Linked DNA regions of Homo sapiens: all the other regions are linked to region 2. A link is a loop called in an ENCODE intact Hi-C map of the cell type or tissue named here. Cell type or tissue: IMR-90. All regions are shown on one strand. Region 1 overlaps SPMIP2 (sperm microtubule inner protein 2). Region 2 overlaps RAPGEF2 (Rap guanine nucleotide exchange factor 2). Region 3 overlaps FNIP2 (folliculin interacting protein 2). Region 4 overlaps FNIP2 (folliculin interacting protein 2). Region 5 has its middle 6.3 kb from the start of PPID.

Region 1 (5,000 bases), 180 kb after region 2:
ACGTTTTACAAGCCATATTGTTATAGAGTGGAGGATTGAGAGCACTATTTCCACCCAGTCCAGTGTCGGTTGTGCTCTGTGGATTACATCATAATTACCATCATTACTCAGAGCAATAAAAGAGCTATGCATACCTCTCAGCTCTTTCCAGTGTGGGTAAAACCGGCGCGATTCTTACCTAATGTTATTTCCAATCTATCTGTATAATTTAGTGTCTTCCCCACTTTTCTATTTTTTATTGTGCTGGCAAATCTGTTTTATATTCACATCTTCTCACTGGTCATTTATACAACTCTAATAATAAGAAAACCAATTAACACAAAGGCAGAAATGATATGGGGCCAAATTGACACTGGCAATGTAGAGTCAAGCAAGACTCTCCACTGGGACCTGTTATTGTACAAATAAAAAGTACGTTCTTTTATGAATCTACAAAATAGTCCACTTAAATGAAATACTTATTTTTGCAGTTATGTAATCAATTAATTAAGTCTAATAAATAGAGAAGCTTCATTCATATCTAAAATATGCAAGAAGGAGATGTAAGATAAAAGACAAATATGAAAACTGCTGTAGAACAGGATTTAGTAAACCATGGCTCATGTGCCAAATCTGGCTTGCCACCTTTTTTTATACAGCTAAAAGTGGGCTTTCACTTTGTAAGTGGTTGAAAAAAGTTAAAAGAAAAATATTTACCAACCCATAAAAACTATATAAAATTCTAATTTCAGTGCCCATAAATTCTGTTTTATTAGAACACAGCCACACTTACTGGTTTACGTATTGTCCACTGCAGTGACAGGGTTGAGGAGTTGTGATAGAGATTGTATGTATGACCTGCAAGCCTAAAACATTTACTATCTGACCTTTAAAAAAAAATGTGCTGACCTCTGCTCTAGATCAAAGAGTTTGATTATGGAGGCCAGGCACAGTGGCTCATGTCAGTAATCCCAGCACTTTGGGAGGCCGATGTGGGAGGATCACTTGAGGCCAGGGGTTTGACACCAGCCTGGGCAACATAGTAAGACCCTCATATCTACCAAAAAAATTTTAAAAATTAGCCGAGTGTGGAGGCCCATGCGTGTAATCACAGCTACTTAGGAGGCTGAGGTGGGGGAATTATTTGGGCCCAGGAGTTCAAGGCTGCAGTGAGTCAGGATTGTGCCACTGCACTCCAGCCAGGGCAACAGAGTGAGACCCTGTCTCTAAACAATAACAACAACAACTAAAGAGCTTGAATATGGAGGAATACCAATAATTGCCCTCTCCCTTGCCTTTTGTGAGGATAGTTTCTGAATGAGCCCCTGGCTTGCCTTCATTTCTTTGCATTGCTTTAGTATAAACCCATATCCTTGGCTGGGTCCGGTGGCTTACACCTGTAATCCCACCACTTTTGAGGTGGGCAGATCACCTGAGGTCAGGAGTTTGAGACCAGCCTGACCAACACAGTGAAACCCTGTCTCTATTAAAATTACAAAATTAGCTGGGTGTGGTGGCGCATGCCTGTAATCCCAGCTACTTCAGAGGCTGAGGCAGGAGAATCGCTGGAACCCAGGAGGCAGAGGTTGCAGTGAGCTAAGATTGTGCCATTGTACTCCAGCCTGGGCAACAAGAGCGAAGCTTCATCTCAAAAAAAAAAAAAAAAGCCATATTCACAAGTATGATAGTACGAACACCAAACTAATTATGATTTAGCTAGCAACAGAGACCAAAGAGGAGAAAAGAAGTAACTTCAAATAATTTCATGTGGTCTTAAAAGTAAATTGCACAGCAGCAGTAAAAAGTTGCATTGTAGCTGTGTGTTTGTGTGTGTGTGTTTTCTCTGAGGAATGTTTTCCTTTTTGCTTTGTAGCTGACTACCCAGAGGCCAGCACACTCTTCTCCCTTTCCAGAGAGCTTCCATTTTATTTGGGTGTCTACCCTGACCTCACATGACTCAGGATTAAATTCTGAATCATCCAAGCCAGTCATCGAAATTCCAGTTCCCTTGCCAGCTCTTGGTTTTAGGAAGAGACGAATGACTCAATCCTGGTGAATAAAATGAGAGAGGAATTTATCTGAGGTTTTCTAGGAAGGGCTTCCCTGCTGATTAAACATACACACACCCTCTTGAACATCATTGTATCTGCCTATGATAACTGAAACCGTGACAGCCTCCTTGGGACCTCAAGGGGAACTGGCCAGGGGTAAGGAGAGGATGCAGTGCACACAGATGGAAAAGCCTGTGATTCCGAAGACATCATTGAGCTACTGAAGAAAGCAACCCTGGATTCCTCCTGCCTCAGAAGATCTTATTATGGGACATAATTTTCCTTAATTGTTTAATCAATTTTGCAATGGATTTCCTATTACTTGCAGCACTCAAATGGATTTTTATTAGTTCTATATACACAAATCTTACTAATTTTTTTCATGAAATATCTAGAGACTATCTATGTGAATGGTGAGCATTTCTTATAATAAAACTGACTATACCATGCACATTTATGCTAGGAAAATTGCAAGCCAAAATAAAGAAAATGTAATTTATTTGTTATCTACTTAGATTTTCCTTTCAGGAGAGATGAATATGTGGATTCACCTGGTTGCAAAATTTTGTCAAGATGGGTCAGTTTTACTTTTCAACTAAAAGTCCAAGGATGTTTACAAAATTTTTGATTCTGCCTTCTTTCTCTACTTGACAGGAAAACTACAGAATTTTATATTTTTGATTACATCAGCAAATTTAATGAGCAAGCAGTCTTCTTTCAGCAAATATTACTATGCATTTGCTTGGTGCATTGCACTGTCCAGAATGCTAAAGAGGTTCCAAAGCAAACGAGACGTCGTGCGAGTCTCTAATAGGGACGAAAAACGGGTTAACTGTCAAGCAAAGAGACAAGACACATAGTCACGAAACGGCTAGGAAACCTCAGCACACAAATGAAACAGATCAAATTGTACTTTAAAGTTTCAGTGAATAATAATGTCTGCCATGAAGAACAGAAAATGTTTTCTCTTTTTTTTTTTTTTTTTTTTTTTGAGATGGAGTCTCACTCTGTTGCCAGGCTGGAGTGCGGTGGTGCAATCTCAGCTCACTGCAACCTCCGTCTCCCGGGTTCAAGCGATTCTCCTGCCTCAGCCTCCTGAGTAGCTGGGACTACAGGCACACGCCACCACGCCCAGCTAATTTTTGTATTTTTAGTAGAGACAGGGTTTCACTATGTTGGCCAGGATGGTCTTGATCTGTTGACCTTGTGATCCACCTGCCTCGGCCTCCCAAAGTGCTGGAATTACAGGCCTGAGCCACCATGTCCAGCTCAGAAAATATTTTCTAAAGGAGGTGAGCATGGTCTTTAGATTGTATGGGAGGCCAGAAAAACAGAGGCCATGTCATAATGACCTTTGTTCACACTGAGCCAGTATTGGGCATGTGGTAAGGTGCCAAATATATTATTTAAGCCATCAGTTAAGCTGTGCATAAGTGTCAGGTGAATTCTCTAATTCTTTGTGACTGAATTCCAATTTATAATTTGAGGCATAATTATATCAGTTACCTAGTTGACACAATAATCCCACGAGTTTATTATTGGAAGCAGTTTAATTAGTAACCACTGCCCCTGCTTTCAGGTTGTCCACAGGAAAGTTTGACTACAAAAAAACAAAAAGAATAATAACAAAGTCCAGGCACGGGACTCATGCCTGTAATCCCAGCACTTTGGGTGTCCAGAGTAGGAGGATCACTTGGGGCCAGGAATTCAAGATCAGTCTGGGCAACACAGCAAGACTTTGTCTTTATTAAAAAGAAAAATGAAAAAAATGAGAAAGTTTATCATTTAAGAATAGAACTAAGGTATGTAGCAAGGATGCTTTAGCCTGCTGTTTATTTGGCTCATTCAGAAATTTGACAAACCTAGCCTTTCAGTTCTTTCAGTGGTTAGGCCCATTGCATAATTGTACCAACTGAATTGAAATGCAGCATTTAAAAATTTTCCGGGCCATGAGTTCATTCTGTGGTAAATGTCAGAATTGGAGAGCCTTATTCACATTAGCAGTTGTAGTAATTAATCTCTAGCAGTATCTCCTTTTTTCTTCCCCCTATGTGCACATGTCAGACGTGCCCATTAGAGTTCATTTCATAGGTTCGAATCCCACCATCGCTCTCTGACCTTTACCTTGGCTTGATTCCCCTGACAAGCCCAGCTGTTCTGCACTGCACATCTTCAAGGGGCAAATTATGACTCTAGTGTCAACAGATTATCAAATATACCTATTGAAACACTCATTTCCAAGGTCTACTTGATTCCTTTTGATTTATTTATTTGGTGGGTTTCCATCTGGTCACTGAAATAGAGGATTGACCTCATGAGGCAATATTATAAAATGAAATAATGTAACTGTGAGCTCTCATCCTTCTACCTCTAAGTATTAAAAATAAATGTAGTGAAAAGCAATTCTTCCTCTGACCTTACACTTAAGTATCTTAACATAAATTCCAGAATAGGAGGGTTTTAAGGCAGTTCTGGAAATTAAGTTGCTAGTTGGAAATTTAAAGAAGTGCTTGCCTCTCACCCAATATGACTTTATATATCTTCAGTCTTTTAATGGAACTCTTTAATTCATGTATTCAATCAACAATTCACTTACTTATTCAACATCCATTTCTTCTGTGGATCTCCCACATTCAAAGCACAGTGCTGGCCATTAAGAATTAACAGAGATAAATAAGATACAACTCTTCTCCAAGAGCTTACAAATGAGGAAGATCCAGTAAATTTGATATAGAAAAGAAGAAGTGAAATTCAATGAAGCTACCATCTACATCGTGCTGAGTGTTTAATTTTGACTTGAAGGGATTAGATAGGTTCTCCATAGAAGGAAGCATTTACAATAAGCCTCATAGTGTTCGGTTTAACAATGAGAAAAGGTTAAGGAAGGTATTATGGTCAGATTAGGAAGACATTATTCTTCAATCCTGAGAAATCTGAATGGACACAAATTCCCAAGTGCTGGAGAAAATT
Region 2 (5,000 bases):
TAACAATGTACAGTATGTCGTAATATGATCTTTGGAGAACTGAGAGCAGATTAATATTTCTCCACCTCCTCTCCTGACTGCCTGCCCATACCATATGCTGGTGCAATCCCTCCTATCCTGTATAGACTCTTTGCTGCTTGTACACAACAAAAAATAATGGGGTGGGGGGATTATGTTCCACTGCAGCATGAGAAAAAAGACATATCTTTTTCCTTTAAAAGGGGTTTTGTTTCATATATGAACCTACATATTTAACTGTATTTGGAAGTGGATTGATTCCTTTAAAAAGTCTTTCTTAATGGTCAAGGAAACTGAGGCCAAGACTGTGTCATAATTAGCAGGCCTATGGAGGTTGAGGCCTAAGTGGTAAATGTCTATGGACTTAAACATAAGGAGGAAGAGAAAGGAGCATCTTGCTTAAAGCGACACTGGTCACAGGACCAGAACTGTCCTGATGCCAACATATTCTTCCTTGTTGATCCATCAGAGAGAGGAACTTGGAAAGATAAAAATGAAATTTATCCTTTTGGGCAAAAGATCACTAGCAATGAATTAGAGAGTTACGTCTTGAACATTATTAATAACGGGGTTAAAAGCTAGATTATCCAATGCTCAAATTCACATCTATACCCAAATGGTGAAGGGGCAGAAAAGGGGAAGTTCTGCAAGTTTCATTATGTTTATTGATACGGTATGGTTAAGTGGATATGCTATGGTTAAGCTGCAGTGTTTTATTTAGGAGATCTCAAATACTTCTACACTAAAACATACAAAAGAGCTATCCTAAGAAGGAGAGAGATGTAATAAAAGGAATACAAGCTTTGGAGTCAGATGGGCAGAGTTCAAATCCTGATCCCCACCACTCCCTAGCTGTGTGACCCTGGGTTTGTTAGTGAGACCATATTTGCAAAAGACGGTGAATAATATCTATGCAACTAGGCTGTGTGGCTGAAATTACACATAGTTTCAGTACTGATAGTTTCATGGCAAAATCAGATCCTGGAAAAAAAGGTGATTGAGTTCACTGCCAATGAGATCTGAATAAAAGCACAAGTAATCCTAAGAATATAAAATTTAAAATATTCCTGAGACACTATATATATCAGAATTTTTACAAATTAATGTATCCTTTTATGATGTGTCTGTATGCCAAAAAAAAAAAAAAAAGTTGAATGAATTCTTATAATACTTATAAGGGTCCCTAAATTGTCTGTTTTATAAATCCAGATTTTTATATTAGGTTTAAAGAGAAGTGTACCTGACATATATTTTATCACATCTGTTATAAATATACTTTCCAAATGACATTGGTAAGAAATCTCATATCCTTAAGATTGAGAAAGAGGAGAATGGGGAAATTTTCCAATTTGAAAACAGCCACTTAATTTTTCCTCCAAGAAAGATTGGCTAGGAACATATTTAAGACTGGCAGAGCTGGACAACAAACTGTAAGTATTTTCCTCTCTAATGTAAGTTTACCTTCCATAGCTCAAGACTGTTTTACAACACTTAAAATGAAGTCGTTAAAAAAAATTCTGCATGCATTCCATTAACATTTGGACCTACAGACTTTCTACCTTTAAAACATTCCTTATAATATTTACACTTCACTCTTAACATTGTTTAAAATTACAAGAGGTTTCCCACAAGTTTCAGGTCACATTGGAGTTACTGAAACTGACTTTGAAGACCTAATTTAATTTAGCACCGTTCTTGGATATTTTTTCATCTGTGGATGGTATTAGAAAACAAATTAAAATTTTGTATATATTTTCTTCCAAAATATATCCACACAACTGAAGTATTATTTGAAAAAAACCTGTTATATTGAAGTAATTCAATATAACACATCAGTAGCATATTGTCAGGTTAAACCTTTTTAACATTTTTTTGCAGTATTTCCCAAAATATGCCCCACAGTACCTTGTCCTATACAACATTGTATAGCATATATTTCTGCCAGGTTCACAAACTACATTAAAGTTCATGCAGGAGAGGGACTAATAACTTTACCCACGAATTTCCCAAACAAGGCTAATGCTGTCTTTGAGGTGGGGGCGGAGGGTGCCTGTTACCTCCAGAGCACGTATCTGCTAACACTGTGTCAAGCACACCATGTTCAAACCACCTCGTTCCAAGGCTCCCCACACTGGAATGAAACCCAAACACCAACAACCTCTTGTACCCTTTCCACATGATGACCAGCAGTCTTTGGGTACAGCCTAACACAAAGTCCCTCCAAACACTCTTCCATCCTCCTCTGCTCCAAGACCCCATTTAACACTGGCAGTGAACACTTCCTTTCTGAGCCTCTAAAGTTCTTACCACCTTGACCATTCACATTAGGGCCTTCACATGTGCTCTATGTGGGCACTTTAATAGGTTTGTATTTTATGTCCTCGATCAGAGAAGCACCTTGAACAAAGACACTCGTCTTCTCTTACATCTCTTTCTCAGCTCTGCATCTAGCAACGAACGGTGGATGTGCTGGGTGCAAAGAAAGAAAAGGGCAACATTCCTGCAGGGGTGGTGGTATGCATGATCTTAAGCACTCCCTGAGAACAGGGAGAGAAAGAAATGCAGGAAATGTGTTTTCAATCTGTGTGTTACGGCTTCAGAAAACTCACACCTATACAGGCTGAAATAATTCTGTAAATAACCACAAGGTGGCAGACTGGACCAACCGTCCTTCCTAGAACCCAAAAGCAGTCGCCGGTCTCGCAAGTGAGTCAACACAGAGATGGGGGTTTAAAGCATTCCTGAAGATCATCTTAAAGAATATGATGATTCCTTTCTCTTTATGTCCCTGACGAAAAGGGGCAGGAAGTCGGGAACAAGTCCATCAGCACTCCTATTAAAACTGTTTAACTTCTATCATCCTTAGCAGGGAAATGTTTATTTTAAAACAGCCTCCCCAGATCTTTGTAAAGCACCAGAGCAAATAAAACAAAAATGTCATATCACCAGCCTGCTGAGGTGCTTTGTGCATCCGAGTGACTCATACCCCAGAGTTACATCATCACATACTTTTGAACAATGTAAGAAAAAAAATCCATAGCAGAGTGTATGGTTTTCAAAAAAAAAATTATTATTTTAGAGTTACAATAATTACTTTAACCCTAAATCATATGAAGGCAAAATACTGTTTCTGAACTTACTAATTTACACCCAAAAGAAAAACAATCTCCTAGGATTGTGATTTCATTCAAATTCACATCAAAGCCCAGGAAAACCTGATAATGACATTACTGGTCATTGCTGATAAGGCCCTCGTATATTTCTTCAGCCTCGGATTCCTAAACATTATAAGACACATGTATGGCTTAAACTTTATTAAGACATATGTATGGCTGAGTGCAGCCATATATGTAATCCCCACAAATGGCTTGAGTCCAAGTTTGAAACCAACATGGGAAACACAGTGAGACCCATCTCTATAGAGAAAAAAGAAAACAAAATTAGCCAGGTGTGGTGACGAGCACCTGTGGTCCCAGTTACTGGAGAAGCTGAGGTAGGAGAATCACTTGAGCCCGGGAAGTTAAGGCTACAGTGTGCTGTCACTGTGCCAATGCACTCCATTCTGGGCAACAGAGCAAGACCCTATCTCAAAAAAAAAAAAAAGAAAGAAAGAAAAGACATGTATGAAGAATGCTAGAAGTAAATTATAAAGACTCAAGTCATTCCCTGTTTGTCTAAAACTTCTTCAGGTTTCTTTTCCAGAGGAAAAAAATAAACAAATCAATCAAAAAACTTCCTCAAGTGTTTTCCACTGAAAAAGGCATGCTTTTTTAGACTGAGTTTTTGAACAATTCCTAAACTTGAGACAAAGGTGATTAGTAATTACCTCATTAATTAGCCATAAAAATTACAAAACAGACTTGTAAATTACAACAAAACACTCTTTTATCCCATTCGTCTTCTAATTCAAGTTGGTGTCAGGGAGCCCCAGAGCAGTCAAGTGTCAAGGGACAAGAGCTGAAGAAGGTACCAAGTACTTCATAAATTTTAAGGGACAGATGAAGTATCATCTATAATCTGCATTCTCAAAGAGTTTATCTCTCATTGAAGAAAACACAAGGGTTAAATGATATAGTCACAACAGAAGTCACAGGCAGTTTTTATGATTACCAACTGGGTGTTATGTTTAGCAACCTAAAATGCATACTATGCACCATGTTAATTGTCACGTCCCTGGGAAAAATGATCCCGTAAGCAAGTTTCACTTGTTAAGTTACGATTTTTCATTAGAAGAAGCAACAATTTAGTTTTCACCAAAAACTCATTTTGTTAACAAATAAGAAAAGAGAAAGTGTCCAAAATCAGTTCGCAATTCCTGTTTTCAAGAGTCAGTATAAATATTTCCCCTTCAGAACAATGTATTACACCACCAAGCCTACAGCTTCCCAGAATTGCCATCTCTTAGGCAGCAAAAATACATTTAACAAAAGATATCTTCATTTTAAAAGTATCTTATTTTAATAGACTCTCAGACTGCAATATTTGTAGTCAAATTTTAATTTACATGTGTAGATTAACATACTATATTTGCACTGGTTTTTTCCATCAAAAGTTAGCAGGCTGTGAATGATTACATTTAACATTTAAGTAAAACAACCAAAAACAGAAATCAGCTGCGTATACACACAGAGAACAGAGGCACAGACATACACTCTCTCTCTAATAAAATGATTCCTGAACTATCTTCAATTTCAATTAAAAAATAACATCAACCAAACACCTTCCCCACAAATTCTCCTCTATCAGTAGAGTTAAAACCTTCAGCTTGGTGTTCAATTCATTTCCCAAATACAGTCTGGCTCCAGTTAAACCTCCTAGAAACCTTGTTGAGCTGGGGGTGGACAGACAGGGGCTGCTATACATCATTCCACTGAACTCCTATCTCCGCAACAAAGGGCCATAGAGTCTGCACAAATCACCCTCAGGAAACCTCAAGTTTCTAATACCAACCTAATTCCAGAGGCACTATCAACAGCACTCAT
Region 3 (5,000 bases), 300 kb after region 2:
AAAAATGTAAAAAAGTTTGTTCAATAGTGTCCTAGGCAAAGAAAGCATAATCTGATAGGCAGAGAGGTGTGAGGAAAGGTGGACTATTTAAAGAATGGCAAACAGTGTTACTGGGGCATAAGAGGAGATACAGGGGTATGTGTGTATATTTGAAGGACATAAAAGGGGCAATTCCAGCTATGGAGTTTACAGTTTAGTCTCTTAGAAAATAGGAAGCTATTCAAGCAAAAGAGTAAATGATTGTCTCATGCTTTAGAAAGTCCTCTTGCAGCACTGCACAAGGCGGTGGAAGTGGGTAAAGTGGACACAGGGATGCCATTTGGGAAGATCAAAAGGAACTTTAAAAAGACTAGTCACATTGAGAAGGCGAGAGAATCACAATGATTTCAGATTGGAGTTGGGGATACCCAGAGATCAGTATTTTTTTTAACCACAATCCATGATAAGAAATACATTTTAACATCATGACCTGGCATACATGCTTATATGACATAACCTGGCATGACATGCCATATGCATACAAGTGTGACATGTGTGCACATGTGTATAAATACACACACACATAATACAAAGGTTTCACTAATCAATAAGAAGCCTAATGTGTGATGATTTTAGTTCTATATCATTAAAAAAACTGGTAATCAAAACCCATTTATAGGTCAAAATATGTAGTTTTAAAAGTGCTCCATAGGCCAGTGGACATAGGTAGTGTTGTATTGAGGGCTGTGGCTATAGAAGACAGTGCTAGAGGCCTGAGGCACTGCCATGTTTATTATCCAAACATGGGGAAAAGAAAACAACGAGAGATGTTCCAAAATAGTGGATTTGTCCTACATAGATGTTTTCTTTGTATCCTATTGATTTTAAGGTTGTTGCTGACCTGAGGTATTTAATGTTATCTGTGTTACTTAAGTAATGATTTACCATTTGAAGGGACTTGCTGTTCTTTTATAGTCCTACAGGTTGATTGCACTGCATGGACTAATTAGGTATTCATGAGCATATATATATATATATATATATATATCACAGCCAGGCTTTTAGCAAAGCTCTTTATCTGTGCTACTGATTCCTGCATGATATTTCTGGAGTCAATCTGTTGCTACGCTTAAAATTAAATGGAAGAGGCTGCTGTATCCAATGGTTACTTCATCTTATAAATTATTCTGTAAAATGCTTGAAGCCCTGGAGCATAGTTGTTTTTTAAAAAACATCAAAACGTAGTGTTAATTTTGGTCTTGATGACCCTGCCCTGCAGAGTTAGAGCTGTCCAGTCTGCTCCTGGGCAAAGCAAAAGTGAATGCTTTTAGCACTCAATGAATGTGTGTACAGGTTCTGTTCAATCATTCCCAACAGTAGTCCCCTGGGATTGACAAGGCCATTGACTAGTTAGGAGAACTTTAAGTACATACGCATATAGCTTTCTTTTCTCTTTCTTTTCTTTTTTTTTTTTTTTGAGACAGTCTCGCTCTATTGCTCAGGCTGGAGTGCAGTGGCATGATCTCAGCGCACTGCAACCTCTCTGCCTCCCGAGTTCAAGCAATTCTCCTGCCTCAGCCTCCCAAGTAGCTGGGACTACAGGCACCCGCTGCCACACCTGGCAACTTTTTTTTTTTTTTGTATTTTAGTAGAGACGGGGTTTCACTGTGTTCCCCAGGCTGGTCGCAAACTCCTGAGCTCAGGCAATCAGCCCACCTCGGCCTCCCAAAGTGCTGGGATCACAGGCATGAGCCACCGTGCCTGGCCCATATATAGCTTTCTTATCTCTGACAGTAATTTTCATTTTTACGAAAATAATGGTTGTCATTCTGCTCTCCCATATTAAAAACATGATATATTGCTGTATCATTTACAAAGCACTTTTACATATATTATTATTATTATTTACTGAGATGAGGTCTTGCTCTGTTACCCAGGCTGGAGTGCAGTGGCAATGATCACAGCTCACTGAAGCATTGAACATTTGGCTTAAGCAAGCCTTCTGCCTCAGTCTCCTGAGTAGCTGGGACTACAGGCATGTGCCACCATGCCTAGCTATTTTTTTTTTTTTGCTAGAGATGGGATTTTGCTATATTGCCCAGGGTGATCTCAAAGGATCCTCCCAAAGCTCTGGCATTACAGGGGTGAGCTATCACATTTGGCCCACATTTATTGGGCACTTAACAATGTGCCTGGCAAAGTGCTAACCACTTGATATGCATTATCTCACAGAATCTTCAGACCAAACCTATGATGTAAGTACTGTTCACAGTATAGATAAGAAAATTAAAGAAACTTGCCCAAGGCCACAAAGCCACTAAGGGGTGAACCATGATTCAAACTTAGGTTTGTCTGTCTTCAGAAGTTAACTTCCTAACCACTGAATCATATTTCATCTGTTCCACTAAATACATTTTTCTGGGGCTTAGCAATGCCAGTTTATTTACCTAAGATTATCAACAAACGAGTGGTAATACCAGGACTCAAACTCAAGCCATCAACACTAAGTCAGTGAGATCTTCATCACCTTACACTGCCCCACAATAACCCCAACAGTAACCCTGTATACAGTCAGCTGTATTCACAGGCCAGACACAAGAGGAAAAAGGAGAGGGAAAAGGCTACTCAGGAGTCACAGGCATAGAATGCTGCTGGCGCATACGCCTGCTCTCTTTCCATTTAAAGTCAAAAGGAAAACAGAGGAAAGAATGCACAAGATGTGGCAAGAAAAAAACTGAAACCGTATTACTTTACACTAATTTAAGGCAGCTGTATAACCTATATATTAGGAGGCAGAGAGAGTTCAAATGACAGAAAAGAGGTAGTATATGGACTAAACAAGAATACGTGTTTAAATATTTAAAGAACTTCTGAATCTTGATATGTGAAAGTCAGTAATAAAAATGAAAATTGATGAAGTAGTTACTATATCTTTCTTTCATAAGAGACTAGGATAAGAAAAGTACAAAAAAATTCTTAACATTGGAAGCATTACAAAGCAATCTCTCAATGAGAGAAAAACTCCAAACTAGCAGTTATAAAAGTGTACATTTAGAGCCAGGTACAGTGGCCTGTGCCTATAATCCTGTCTACTTGGGAGAATGAGGCAGGATCACATGAGCCCAGTTCAAGTCCAGCCTGGGCAATACAGGAAGATCCCACCTCAAAAAAAACAAAAACAAAAACAAAAACAAAACAAAACAAAAAAAACCACCACATTTAATTTACATAAGACAGATTATTAAATCCAAATTGTGCACAGGTCTAGAAAAGAGATCAATAACTGGAATCAATTGCTTTTAAACAGTTAAAAATCCTTCTCTAAAAAGAATTATGAGTACCAAAGCCTGCTGAAATCTAGCATGAGCACTGAAATTAATGTTCAAAAAATAGGTTTGTTTTTTCTTTTTTTTTTTTTAACGCTATTTTATTTTTGAGATGAAGTCTTGCTATGTTGCCCAAGCTGGTCTTGAACTCCTGAGCTCACGTGATCTACCCACCTTGGCCTCTCAAAGTGCTGGGATTACAGGCGTGAGCCACTGTGCCCAACTTAAAAAACAGGTTTTGAAAGCAAGTTTGATAAAGCAATTTATTACAATTTTCTCTTCTTCAACAAGCTATTATTTCAGCTCTAACTCTGGTCATATACTTGTTTTTGGATCTCTGCTTCTTTTTCTGGCAACATATTCAAGAATTTAAATATTCACTAGGCTTTATGGAGCAGTAAATTCGGAATAATGTTTAAACAAATACTCCTAAAATATTTTTCAACAAATGTTTGTAAATGGATGTTGAAAGTAAGCCTGTTTTTTAAAAAAAAAAAAAAAAACACTACCATAGACCAGAGCGCCAGTTTAAACAGAACACTACTTCAAAAGCAAAATTCATTATGATGAATGTGTCAAGTGAAATTAGAAATCCACTAATGCTAATTGGATATATTCTGAATGTATTAAACTTCTGAAGATATTTTTATGAACCCTTTGGAATTTCCTATTAACACCCACGCATGGCTGCACTTTGGATGTACCCACAATTTGACACAATATAGGTTATTATGCTTAATAACTTTCGATCTCTCAGGGTGATTGCATAAAGAAATGAGAAAAGCTACAGTGTGAAAACACTCCTTCTAAAAGGAAGGGAAAATGAAATACGAAAAAGCTTGAAGAGTAATGACAGAGTAAACATGGTTGTGTTTTTTCAAATAAAAGAATTATAGAGCCAGAGGGTCACCATGAAAATCTAACACACAAAAATGAGAACTTGCCAGCCTATGGAAACATAAAATATTTCATGAATGGTTTTACAGATAAGTTCAAGGAGGGTTATCAATCAATAGATTGCATTTCCAGAGTGGTCAGTGAGTAAATCCAGGGCATTCAAACAAAGTCCCCAGCTGGTAAAACTGATGTCACTGAGGACAATCCCATTAGTTCCCCTGTAGTCTCTTGGTACCTCTGTCAGAAGCAGCTCACTGGGCTTCATGGAAGGAAGGTCCAATAACCAACACCAATATTGTTAGAAATCAAAATGATAGCAGAGCAGAAAAAAAAAAACAACTCACAGTTTGGCATGTGTGAATATAAACAATAGGAGCGGACAGAAAAGGTGCCTTAATGTTATAGGCAGTTACTAAACACACATAAATACAGCCTGTGAAATTGCCAAAGCATCAGACATCGTTTTGGACAACTTAGCATTATACAATGAGGGCATTTTTCTTACAGGGGTCATTGATGCATGGACTCATGAAATGATAAATGACTATATGGTGTTCATAACTATAAAGAGAAATTATGATATTAAATAATTATGATATTATAGGGACAAAAGCAACTTCATAGTTTCATCCCAGGAGTATCCTGGTGAGGGGTGGCATGTGACCACAAAGCAGGGGTGGGGTTAGGAACGTTTGGCCACACACGTGTACACTGGGCTGGCTTTCCCCAGCTTCTGATGGCCCTATCCTCATCTCTTAGCCCTCCCCATTGAGGGAGGTTATGTTGACATCTGCTTCA
Region 4 (5,000 bases), 320 kb after region 2:
TTTACCTGAATTCTCCCAGAGCTTCCATCAAACGGCTGACATAAAACTGGACTCGGAGACTTGATTCTGCTATTTTCCTACAGGAGATCATAGCCTTTATTGAAGAGAAAGCAAGTCAAATTACTGAGAAGAAATTTTATAACTTATCTACTGGGCTGTATTAATAAAAAAAATTATGTAATCAATTAACAACACTCAAGGTAATAATGCCTTCAGTCACGAAAAAGCAGTCATTTCCTTCCCTAAGGTAACCCAGTATCTGGTAACTAACATCAACATGCCTAAAATTTATCACTGCTACAGGTGATTTAACTTCCTTAGGAAAGACATCTGATACATCGGCAAAGAAATTCTGCCATCTTCAAAGCCCCACAATCACTTCTCTATTTGACTTTGGATTACATCCTTATTACCTTTTCAATTGCACTCTTCAGCCTGTTCATGTGAGATTCAAACAGGGGAAAATGAGAAAAGAAGAAGTCCTGGAAATTCCTTTGTGCTTCTTCTTTCTCACATAGGGAAAAGATGATGCTTATGGCAATTTTCTTCCTCCTAACCATAGCTGGATTAGAGCTACAGGTTTCTTCAGCCAAGCTGAATGTCTCATCAGTTGACCTGGAGGGAAATATAAGTTTGAAAAGTTGCCATGCATCAGTGAGTCACACTGAAGGTCAACTGTAATGACTGGGGATGACACCCAGAACATTCAGTCATAACTAAGAGTATCTCTGCCTTTAGTTCATTCTTTTCTATAATTCCCTGGCATGAAGATGAGAACATCAGCTTGCCTGCCACACGGTATTATCCTAACATGGAAAGAAGCTCAAATGAAAGCTACAAGTAATTTAAATTTCCCGTTGTTACTCTTGTCCTTTTCCTTTGAATCGTTTTATGTCAAATTGATGATATTTAGGAAGGAATGTGAAATATCTGTTTATCCAAAACATAGTCAGATACCAATAGATAAGACATCAAAAGAGGAATGATACTACGTGGTATTCTATTGAACAAGAGTAAACATTTGAACATGTACTGGTACTTCCAGGATTACTTTCCCAGGGCTATTAAAACTACTAGATCAAGTAACTCTTCTAAATGCTCAGATTAAGCCATATGATTAAGCTCTCTGAAAATCCTCCAAGCAGAAACACTTACCTCTCTTCTGCTACAGTAAAATTTTCAAAAAACCTGATTCTTTTGAGAGACTCGGCTTCTATGATGACAGCCACGAAGCCCAAAACTTCTAAATATATATTTAATTTGTCTTGTGGGGTAAGCCTCACAAAAATGGCCTAACCATGTCTCTTACTTAACTACTGTGAAAAGCCAGTGTAGCTACCAAATAGCTACTAACAGCAAGAGTACAAATAAAATAGTTTTTTCCTACAAAAACACCAACACAAAGGACCTAACATTGCAAATGAGAGCCCTAGACTGGCGATACATTTTCTCTTTCTAACTCCATCATCTAGTCTCCTATCTCTGCCAAATATAGAAAGGAACTGCTTCCTCCATTTTCTTTACTATAAATTACAACATAACAATTACTCATGCTGGGCAGAATATGAGAATTAGCCTTCTGCCCCCTGGTCTTCAACTTATTTACTTAGGGCTCTACTCATAGCTTGTATGATTTCAAATAAACCTAGATTTTATTATTAAACATACATATGCCAAAAGTGTTATGGTCAGGAAAGCTATTAAATTAATTAATTAATTTTGGGGGGACAGGGTCTCACTCTGTCACCCACGCTGGGGTGCAGTGGTGTGATCATGGCTCACTGCAGCCTCAATTTCCCAGGCTCAAGCGATCCTCCCACCTAAGCCTCCCAAGTAGCTGGGACTACAGGCACATGCCACCATGCCCGGATACATTTTTTTTTTTTTTTTTGGTAGAGATGGAGTCTCCCTACATTGTCCAAGCTGGTCTTGAACTCCTGGGCTCAAGTGATCCTTCCACCTCAGTGTCCCAAAGTGCTGGGATTACAGCCGTGAGCCACTGCACCTGGCTATTTTATTTTTAAAGGAAAGGAGATAGACATCTTATTCTAACCTCATTATGTGTTACTATTTCCCTTAACTTCAAGCAAGATCCTGGAGATGTAGGTATGGTTGGTAAATCAGTAAAAGGTTTTCACTCCAGATGTTACTGATGGCACATGGTGCTGTTATAAATGCTACACATTACAATAAACCATCAATTGCTTTCCCTGGGAAATTCCCGGATTCTAATCATCAGAGAAAATTCTTGAGGTTTCCTTAGAACTTCACACAATTTCATACAATGTTCTCTCTTCTTTACCAAGGTACTGGCACTAAAGCCTTGTTTTCTTGCACTACAGTAGTTGATTTCTGTTCTGTATAGGAAATTCTTCTGAGTTTATATTACAATAAGGCTTGCTTGCAATCCTTTCCACTTTGTCTGTCATCTTACATTTCCCTTCTTTTTCAAAAGTAAAATGACTGTATCAGTCCACTCATCTTTAGGCCAGCTTGACCTTTAATAATCAAATTATAATAAACACTGAACCCAATACAGTTTCTCATCAACATCTCCACCCTATAAACAATAGCCAATGCTCTCATCAGTTTTAATGTAGGAGAGAGTGCCACCTGCTGAAATTTCTGAAAAACTTCCATAGCTATAATAGAGTGGAGAACTTACTTGCTTCACCATAACCCTCCACTGAATTCTAAATCAACTGAGTTTCATTCTGTAGTCTTGCATCAACCATGCAACGTGGAATAAATCAGGTCACGTAGTATCTTACTTATAATTTAGAAATTATTCTACAAAAAATGATGTTTAAGAATGTTTTCAAAAATTTAAGTGTGTGTCCCAGTACTTCATCAGTACTTTATCTCCATGTCACCAGAGAAGGTACACAGGCTGTACTGCAAATGTGGAAACTGAGGCAGAGTTCTACCTCAACTTTCCTCAGGAACAGAAAGGTTCTTAGTAACAATGCTGGAGTTAGAACCCAGGATTCCTATCTTCTAGTCTAGGCTCATGACTTGGATACTGGCAATGACCAGGGATTCTGACCCCATGCCTAATCTGTCTGCTGGTGCTCATGCTAGTCAATGCATCATGCCACGCAGAGCACTGAGGAAAGGAGCTGGAAGCAGTCTGATCAACCGACAGCCCTGAGAGTCAAGGAAAGGCTGCAGCTACATACAATTTTTTTCCTAATAAAGAAATCAAATAGAATTTTGTTAACACTTATCGATAATCATTTATATACATTGTAAGTACTTCAAGATCATAAATAATTAAAGCAAAAATGGCTATTTAAGTACATCTCAATAATCTATCACTGGTATCAGGACTCCTTAGTCTAATTGTTATTTATGTCAGTTTTGAACTTATACTGAACCTATGTATTACATTGGACTATATGAAATTAATGTTTTGTAGGTCAAAGAACATCCCATCAGCAACTTTATAAAGTTGGTCCAATTTAATAAGTCAAATCAAAAGGCTTCCTGGGACATTACACCTTGCTCTTTAGGGTTTCAATTGCCTCGGTAAGTGATGGAATCCTTGAGGTTAGCTGTTAGATGCCCAAGCCCCATTCCCCATCCAGTAATCAAAGCCTACCACTTGGCACAGCAGGGGGCTCTGAGGTCAGCGTGGAGCCAACTGTTAAGAATTGTGAATACTGAAAACATTCATTCTATTTTATAGAATAAAGTGTTGCCCGATTCTAACAAAAAACAGAAACTGTGACTATCATCCCTGCTACCTTTAACTCTCTTAGGAAGGACATTTTTAATTACCATGAATTTTCTGTCAAAGCCAGAAGCAATCATAGTGTTTGGTACCCACTATTCTCCTGTCTCTAGCATAAAAAACTAATTTTCCCAACCACATATCTGCCAAAAGGGAGAGATCAACTACAAATCCTTTAAATGAAGGGATCTTAGGCCGGGTGCAGTGGCTCACGCCTGTAATCCCAGCACTTTGGGAGGCCGAGGTGGGAGGATCACGAGGTCAAGAGATCGAGACCATCCTGGCCAACATGGTGAAACTCCGTCTCTACTAAAAATACAAAAATTAGCTGGGCATGGTGGCACACGCCTGTAATCCCAGGTACTCAGGAGGCTGAGGCAGGGGAACCGCTTGAACCCGGGAAGCAGAGGTTGCAGTGAGCTGAGATTGCACCATTGCACTCCAGCCTGGTGACAGAGTGAGATTCCCGTCTCAAAAAAAAAGGGATCTTCACGGGCACAGTAATCAATTCAAAACGTCTGCCACACTCATGTTCTCGGTGTTCAGCAGTACTCTATTAAGGGCTGGCTGCATGGGCATGCGACCCCACACGCACAGCGTCCCCCCTCTCACAAGGGCCCCAGGCTTCATTTAATGTTCTGTGATTACCATTTTGAATTTTAAATAATTTTATCTTTGGACTTTTGTGCTGTAAGTGAAGTTTAATGGGACAATGAAGCATGTGTTCGGATGAAGTCTAATGAGACAATGAAGCTCAGAAAAGGATACCCCAAAGTATGACACTTTGGTATGCTGAGTACTTTGAACTGAAGGACAGGGGCTCAAAAGCAAGACCTTGCTTTTCTGACCTTATTCTGCCCTTCCTTCTCCTACTCCTCTTTCTCCCCAAAGGCATAGAAACTAAGATTCCTGTTCCCCAAGGTAAATCAAAAAAACATGAGCCTCTTTTTTCCCCAAAGCTAACTGTAAAACCTATTATAGAAATACTATTCTAACTTTCTCCCACCTTTGTAAGTGCTGGTCACAAATAATTTCTCTGACCTACCTTGCCTGAAAATAGATCATAAGACCCTCCCATTTCGGAGGGGTCTTACCCTCTACCTGGGAGGAAGGAATGCCATACAGAGAGGTCAAAAAGAATTCCGACAAGACAGGTCCTGCTGGGTTTTCCTGCTTAAGTCTATTACCATTAGATCATATTTCTTTGTCCAATCACATTTCTACATGGCAGTCCATTCTGTGTTGAACTTAAGCATAAAAATACAGT
Region 5 (5,000 bases), 450 kb after region 2:
TCACCCTCTACTCCCCCTGTCCAACTATTACACCTTTCCCCACTAAATTATCATCTGTATACCATGATACCTAAATTTATATCTCAGTGTTAGATCTTTCCCTTTATATGTCCAACTAACTACTCAGTATCTCTATTTGGATGTCTCAAAGGTACCTCAAATTCAACATGAGGTACCATGTTGAGACCAAAGTGATGATATTCCACTCAAACGCTATCTTTTTCTTCCAGTGTTCCTCATCTCAGTAAACAGCCTCACCATCCATCCAATTGTGTATCTCAGGAAGCCAAGTGTCATCCTTTTTCCATTCTGCACAGTCATATCCCACATCCAGTCCAACACTTGTTACTGTTGATCACCCCTGTACCTTTCCCATCCATTCATTTTTATCCATCTTTACTATCACAACTTTAGTACAAGTGGAGTCATCACTCACCAATAGTAACCTGCTCAGTATCCTCTTTAAATCCATTATGGCTCCCCTCCATTTTGTTCTCCAAGCTAGAACCAGAATAGTCTTTTTTTTTTTTTTTTTTTTTTTTTTTAAGACAGAGTCTTGTTCTGTTACCCAGGCTGGAGTGCAGTGGCATGATCTCAGCTCACTGCAGCCTCTGCCTCCTGGGTTCAAGTGATTCTCCTGTCTCAGCCTCCCAAGTAGCTGGGATTACAGGCACCCACCACCATGCCCAACTAATTTTTGTATTTTTTGTAGAGATGGGGTTTTGCCATGTTGGCCAGGCTGGTCTTGAACTCCTGACTTTGGGTGAGGTGATCCCCCTGCCTCAGCCTCCCAAAGTGCTGGGATTACAGGTGTGGGCCGTGGTGCTCGGTCCAGAATAGTCTTTTAAACATGCAAATCTTTTCATGTCAACCCTGCTGAAAATCCTTTTCATTGGTTTACTGTTGCTGTTGGGAAAATATCTTAAATCCTCAACAGGTCACAAAAGTCGAGTCAATCAATAAGCCCTAACAGATCCTCTCTACATAAACTCTTCTACTTAGCATAACCCTTTTTCAGAGACACCAGCGTCTGTTAGTTGCACATCTATTTGTTTCTTTTGGCTTCTATCTCTGCACAGAATTAGGGAAGTTCATGGAGATGCCAAAAGATTGGCACTAATTCTCTAACCTTTCTCACTCCATGCAAAGAGATTTGGTGGAAGTTTTATTATTGTTTTTATTTCCTGTGGAAAAAATGTATTATTTGCCTCTATTCACATTCTATAAATTTAGAATATCTTACAAAAGGTATAAAAACCTAAACCATTTTATTATGATATCTCAAAACCAAATTATATAGGGATAAAACAACTCCAGCATTAATGTCAGAAGGAGCTCAGGGGCCCTTTATATATCATGGTATTTTAAAACAAATATTTAAACCTATCAAGATTGTTAGATTATATTTTTCTAGTGTATGGTAGAAGTGGTTTTAGAATCATATTGGGCAACACTTTTTCACCTCTCTAACCCTTATTTGCCTTGTAAGGATTACAGAGGTAAAATGGGATAATAAAGTTACCTACATTCCAAAGTTATTTTAAGGACTAACTAAGATGAAGTATGTAAAGTACCTGGCACAAGTGTGGCACATAGTAATGATCAATAGGTGCTAATTATTACTATTTTTGTTTATGATAGTCACAAGTCATTGTTTTAAAAGTTCTTTTAGGTTCATGTAACATTTTTTTCTTCAGAGAAAAGAAATACTGAACAAGTCTATCACTGGTTTTGTTCTATCAAATATGGGTAAATACACTTTTTCAACTGAAAACAGTAAACATTAATCCTATTACTCTGCAGAGAAGAAAATAATCTTACTGCTCTTCAGAAAGATTTTACTATTACTCCTTATTGCACATAAGCCCTGTCTACCTGGTGCTATTGTGAACTAATAATCAATATCCTTTTTTGCCATGTCACTTCCAGCCCCTAGATGAAGAAGCTTGTCCCGTTGGGAGTCCTCAGGCACTAAGTCCACTGCACCACTTCTGTCTGTGCGATGATTTCTGCCAGTGGTGGAGACTCTGCTGTCCCCTGGTGGCATTTGCCGTCTTTCATTTATTCAATGTTCTGGCTCAGAAGACCTACAGTTATCCTTAGATACTCGTAAATTTAGCAGGCAAAACCTGAGAGTTGCTATCTCATTCTGATCTGTAATTATGACTCTTGTAGTGGAAGCATCACTTTCTCTATGTGGTTCAGAGCAGAAATTCTTGGTTAGGAAACTCTCCCACATGTTACTGTCTCATCAACACCAGTGCTTCCTAGGCAGAATTCATTTCGTCTCCTCTTTAAGGAGTTACATGCTAAACTGTTCTTTGGAGTTCTATCTTTGGTTTCAGAGTCTGATTCTACAGACAGGATCCTGAAATTTCCTCTTCTAACTCTGCTATCCTTCCTAATTTCTTATCTTTGACAAAGAGGTTGGATGTTACTTCAAATTTGTCCAGGATCCTAGTAAGGACCTCAGTGATCTACAACCTATGCCCATGTAAAGGAATAAAGTTAGATCTGTATGAAATACAACTTTATTTTTCTATAACTCCGCTGAAATTCAATTCTGAATTGCCTATTTTAAAGGGCTGGTAATATCATAATCCGTGTCTATTTCTGGTATTCCTCCTTTCTCTCCCTTGGGGTTGGATCTAAATTCAAAAAAGCCTAATATAACAGCAAATTTGGGGGTTTGGAGCCTCTGGTTCTCAATGTGATCTGCCTACACAGGCATCCAGTGAGAAATTCACGATCCTAACTCAGTTATCAGTTCTACAAATCTCTAATGAGTTCAGAGTTCCCTTCTGCAGGCTCCCTTTAAATGTGGAGGCTGCCTTTCTTTTCCACGTCATACATGGGTGTACAGGGATATTGTTTTGTTTCCACTTCAAGTTAGGGCATACAAAATCTCTGTGACCCTGTCTAGTTCCCATCTACCTAATCACACCATGAATCTTGTTCTCTTTCTGGGGCCTGTTGCCTTCCTGGGACAGTTCAGGAATCAAGGAACACGTCCCTCTGCTCCTGGATTTCACAAACCCATCTATGGAGGTTTGGTGGCTTCCCAGGTATGTGACGGGGACCATGGTAAGACTCCCTGTCTCTGGGACTGTGGAAATCTGCCTTGCCATTGCCTCCTCTCTCACTTTCCCCTGTGCACCATCCACAATCTTGTCATCTCCCAACACAGAAAGTGGGTTTTTTGTTTGATTTTTTTTCTGAGAATGGAAAGCCATGATCTTATAAAAGATGTTTTGTCCAAATCTTTTGCTATAGCCAAGAGTCTTATCTGTTTCTGTAAAGCCAAGCCTTTTGCAACACCAAAGACAGGAAGAGATTCCCTTTGTTCCCTCTGCTTTCTTTGCTGTCACTTCTTTCTTTAAAAGCAAAGAGCACAGAATGCCTAGCTGCTTGTTTGGGGTGATGGGCAATGAGATTGAGAAAAGAGAATATTGGGGAGGAAGGCAATCTATTAATATTATTCTACCACATTTATGAGCAACAGGCAGAAATTATAACAACAAGGCTATCAGGAAAACTCCCCACTCCATCTGGATGAAACTGTGTTAACCCTAAGAAACGGGGCATGCTTTTGCCTCTTCTGCTCTTTTCCTTGCTAAGCACAGACAAGATGTCAGAACTCAGAAGTCCTGTTCCATGTAATCAGACTGACAGTAGAACAAGTGTTTTCTAGGAAAAGGTTTATCTTTTCACTGGAGATCCAGTTCTGAGTGGTTTTGAAAGGTACAATTCTTTTATTTGGTTTGGTTCTAGGAATATGACAGTTTATATAAAGCTGTTGCTTTACTGTGAAAAACCTAGACATAGTGAGAGTAACATCTGAATTAATCTTTTACACCCAGAAACCAGTAGAGCAGAAAGAGTCACTTTTTTTTCCTTGTAAGAATGCAAAGGAATCCTCAAAACTCCTTTGCAGTTTTAATATCCATTTTGAAATATGTTGATGTAACTATTATAATGAAGTATTAGCTACTTATGGTTAGTAATTGCTTACCCTTATTGAGTACTTACTGTGTGTCAGATACTAAAACACTTTTATTTAATATTTTTCATTTAATCTTCATAATAACCTTAGGAGATACATATTATTATTCTGATTTATAGGTGAGGAAAGTGAGGCACAAAGAGGCTAAGTAACTCGTCCAAAGGCACAAAATATGATGTGTTACAGACTGAATGTGAACCCCAGAATTCTGATGGCAGAGAAGATATGCCTACCTAAGTATATTCATCATGATAATAATGGTTGAGAGGCTATGGCATATGGGTGTCAATTCTTGTAATAAAATGTTAAATTTAAGCTAGTAGATCAGAATAAAAATGTTAATGTGAACTTATTGTGATATATGTGAGACAAAGTTACCAGTTTGCAGCCAAGACATGAAACTGGATTAGTGAATGATTTTGATGCTCTAGTTTATCAAGGGATACAGAAGTTTTGTTCTGAGCCGTCCTGGGTCTTCAGGGAACCACCATGAATAAATACCGTGAATAAACACCAGGAATTGGAGAACATAAGAAATTAACATTTTATATTTATGTTAATGTGCTGGAATTTGGAAGGATCAGCATGAAAATCTGATACACAGAATCATTTTGAATTACACTTAAAGGCATGGAAATAAAATTTCTTGTTAACATTGTTTCATAAAATTCTCAAAGCCATTAGTATTTTGTATAATTCATTCATTCAAAAATATTTACTGAGCACCTACTATGTGTCAGGCACTGTTAGAAGTGCTGGGGATAGAGTAATGAAAAAAACAAAGGTTCTTGTCCTTGTGGAGCTAAATTTTGTTTTTTTAAACTCCTCTTACTATCTATCATTCCCAAGGAGCTGATTTTTAATGAGTATGTGAAATAAGTAAGTAAACAGTATATTACAAAGTTATAAGTGCTATGGAAAGGTAAATTAGGGGTATCTTTGAGTTTGCTCCTCTTAGTGTTCTTTTTCCTTTCTATTTCAGGGATAAAATGGGCTA

The links. Peaks named below come from ENCODE experiments on the same cell type or tissue, not always from the same donor. Only the 100,000 strongest peaks of a DNase experiment are listed, where the experiment ranks them.
Region 1: a loop joins it to region 2, with 5 times the contacts of the local background. A loop is called at or near these places in 12 of 110 quality-filtered maps.
Region 3: it touches region 2 in a loop (5-fold over the local background); 12 of 110 quality-filtered maps call a loop at or near these places.
Region 4: a loop joins it to region 2, with 9 times the contacts of the local background. A loop is called at or near these places in 94 of 110 quality-filtered maps.
Region 5: it touches region 2 in a loop (3-fold over the local background); 71 of 110 quality-filtered maps call a loop at or near these places.

The regions. Positions count from the first base shown.
Region 1 is chr4:158,993,877-158,998,876 of GRCh38, reverse strand. The region is part of intron 1 of SPMIP2 (sperm microtubule inner protein 2); the gene reads left to right. Among named protein-coding and RNA genes, the nearest start is that of SPMIP2, 39 kb to the left of the region's middle. RefSeq lists an enhancer at 1,419-2,618. In IMR-90, no CTCF peak of the experiment used is centred here; a DNase peak (open chromatin) is centred at 1,976.
Region 2 is chr4:159,173,382-159,178,381 of GRCh38, reverse strand. All of the region lies in intron 1 of RAPGEF2 (Rap guanine nucleotide exchange factor 2), which reads right to left. Among named protein-coding and RNA genes, the nearest start is that of MIR3688-1, 47 kb to the right of the region's middle. RefSeq lists an enhancer at 2,264-2,996. In IMR-90, a CTCF peak has its summit at 2,665 (motif pointing right); DNase peaks (open chromatin) are centred at 2,721 and 2,981; H3K4me3 peaks cover 502 bases; H3K27ac peaks cover 533 bases.
Region 3 is chr4:158,871,543-158,876,542 of GRCh38, reverse strand. The region is part of intron 14 of FNIP2 (folliculin interacting protein 2); the gene reads right to left. Among named protein-coding and RNA genes, the nearest start is that of FNIP2, 110 kb to the right of the region's middle. In IMR-90, no CTCF peak of the experiment used is centred here; a DNase peak (open chromatin) is centred at 2,472; H3K27ac peaks cover 175 bases.
Region 4 is chr4:158,854,672-158,859,671 of GRCh38, reverse strand. FNIP2 (folliculin interacting protein 2) reads right to left here. Exons shown (of 17, transcript NM_020840.3): 9 at 414-615; 10 at 6-94. Among named protein-coding and RNA genes, the nearest start is that of FNIP2, 88 kb to the right of the region's middle. In IMR-90, a CTCF peak has its summit at 2,612 (motif pointing left); DNase peaks (open chromatin) are centred at 651 and 2,621.
Region 5 is chr4:158,727,183-158,732,182 of GRCh38, reverse strand. No RefSeq gene overlaps it. Among named protein-coding and RNA genes, the nearest start is that of PPID, 6.3 kb to the right of the region's middle. In IMR-90, a CTCF peak has its summit at 2,034 (motif pointing left); a DNase peak (open chromatin) is centred at 2,022; H3K27me3 peaks cover 822 bases.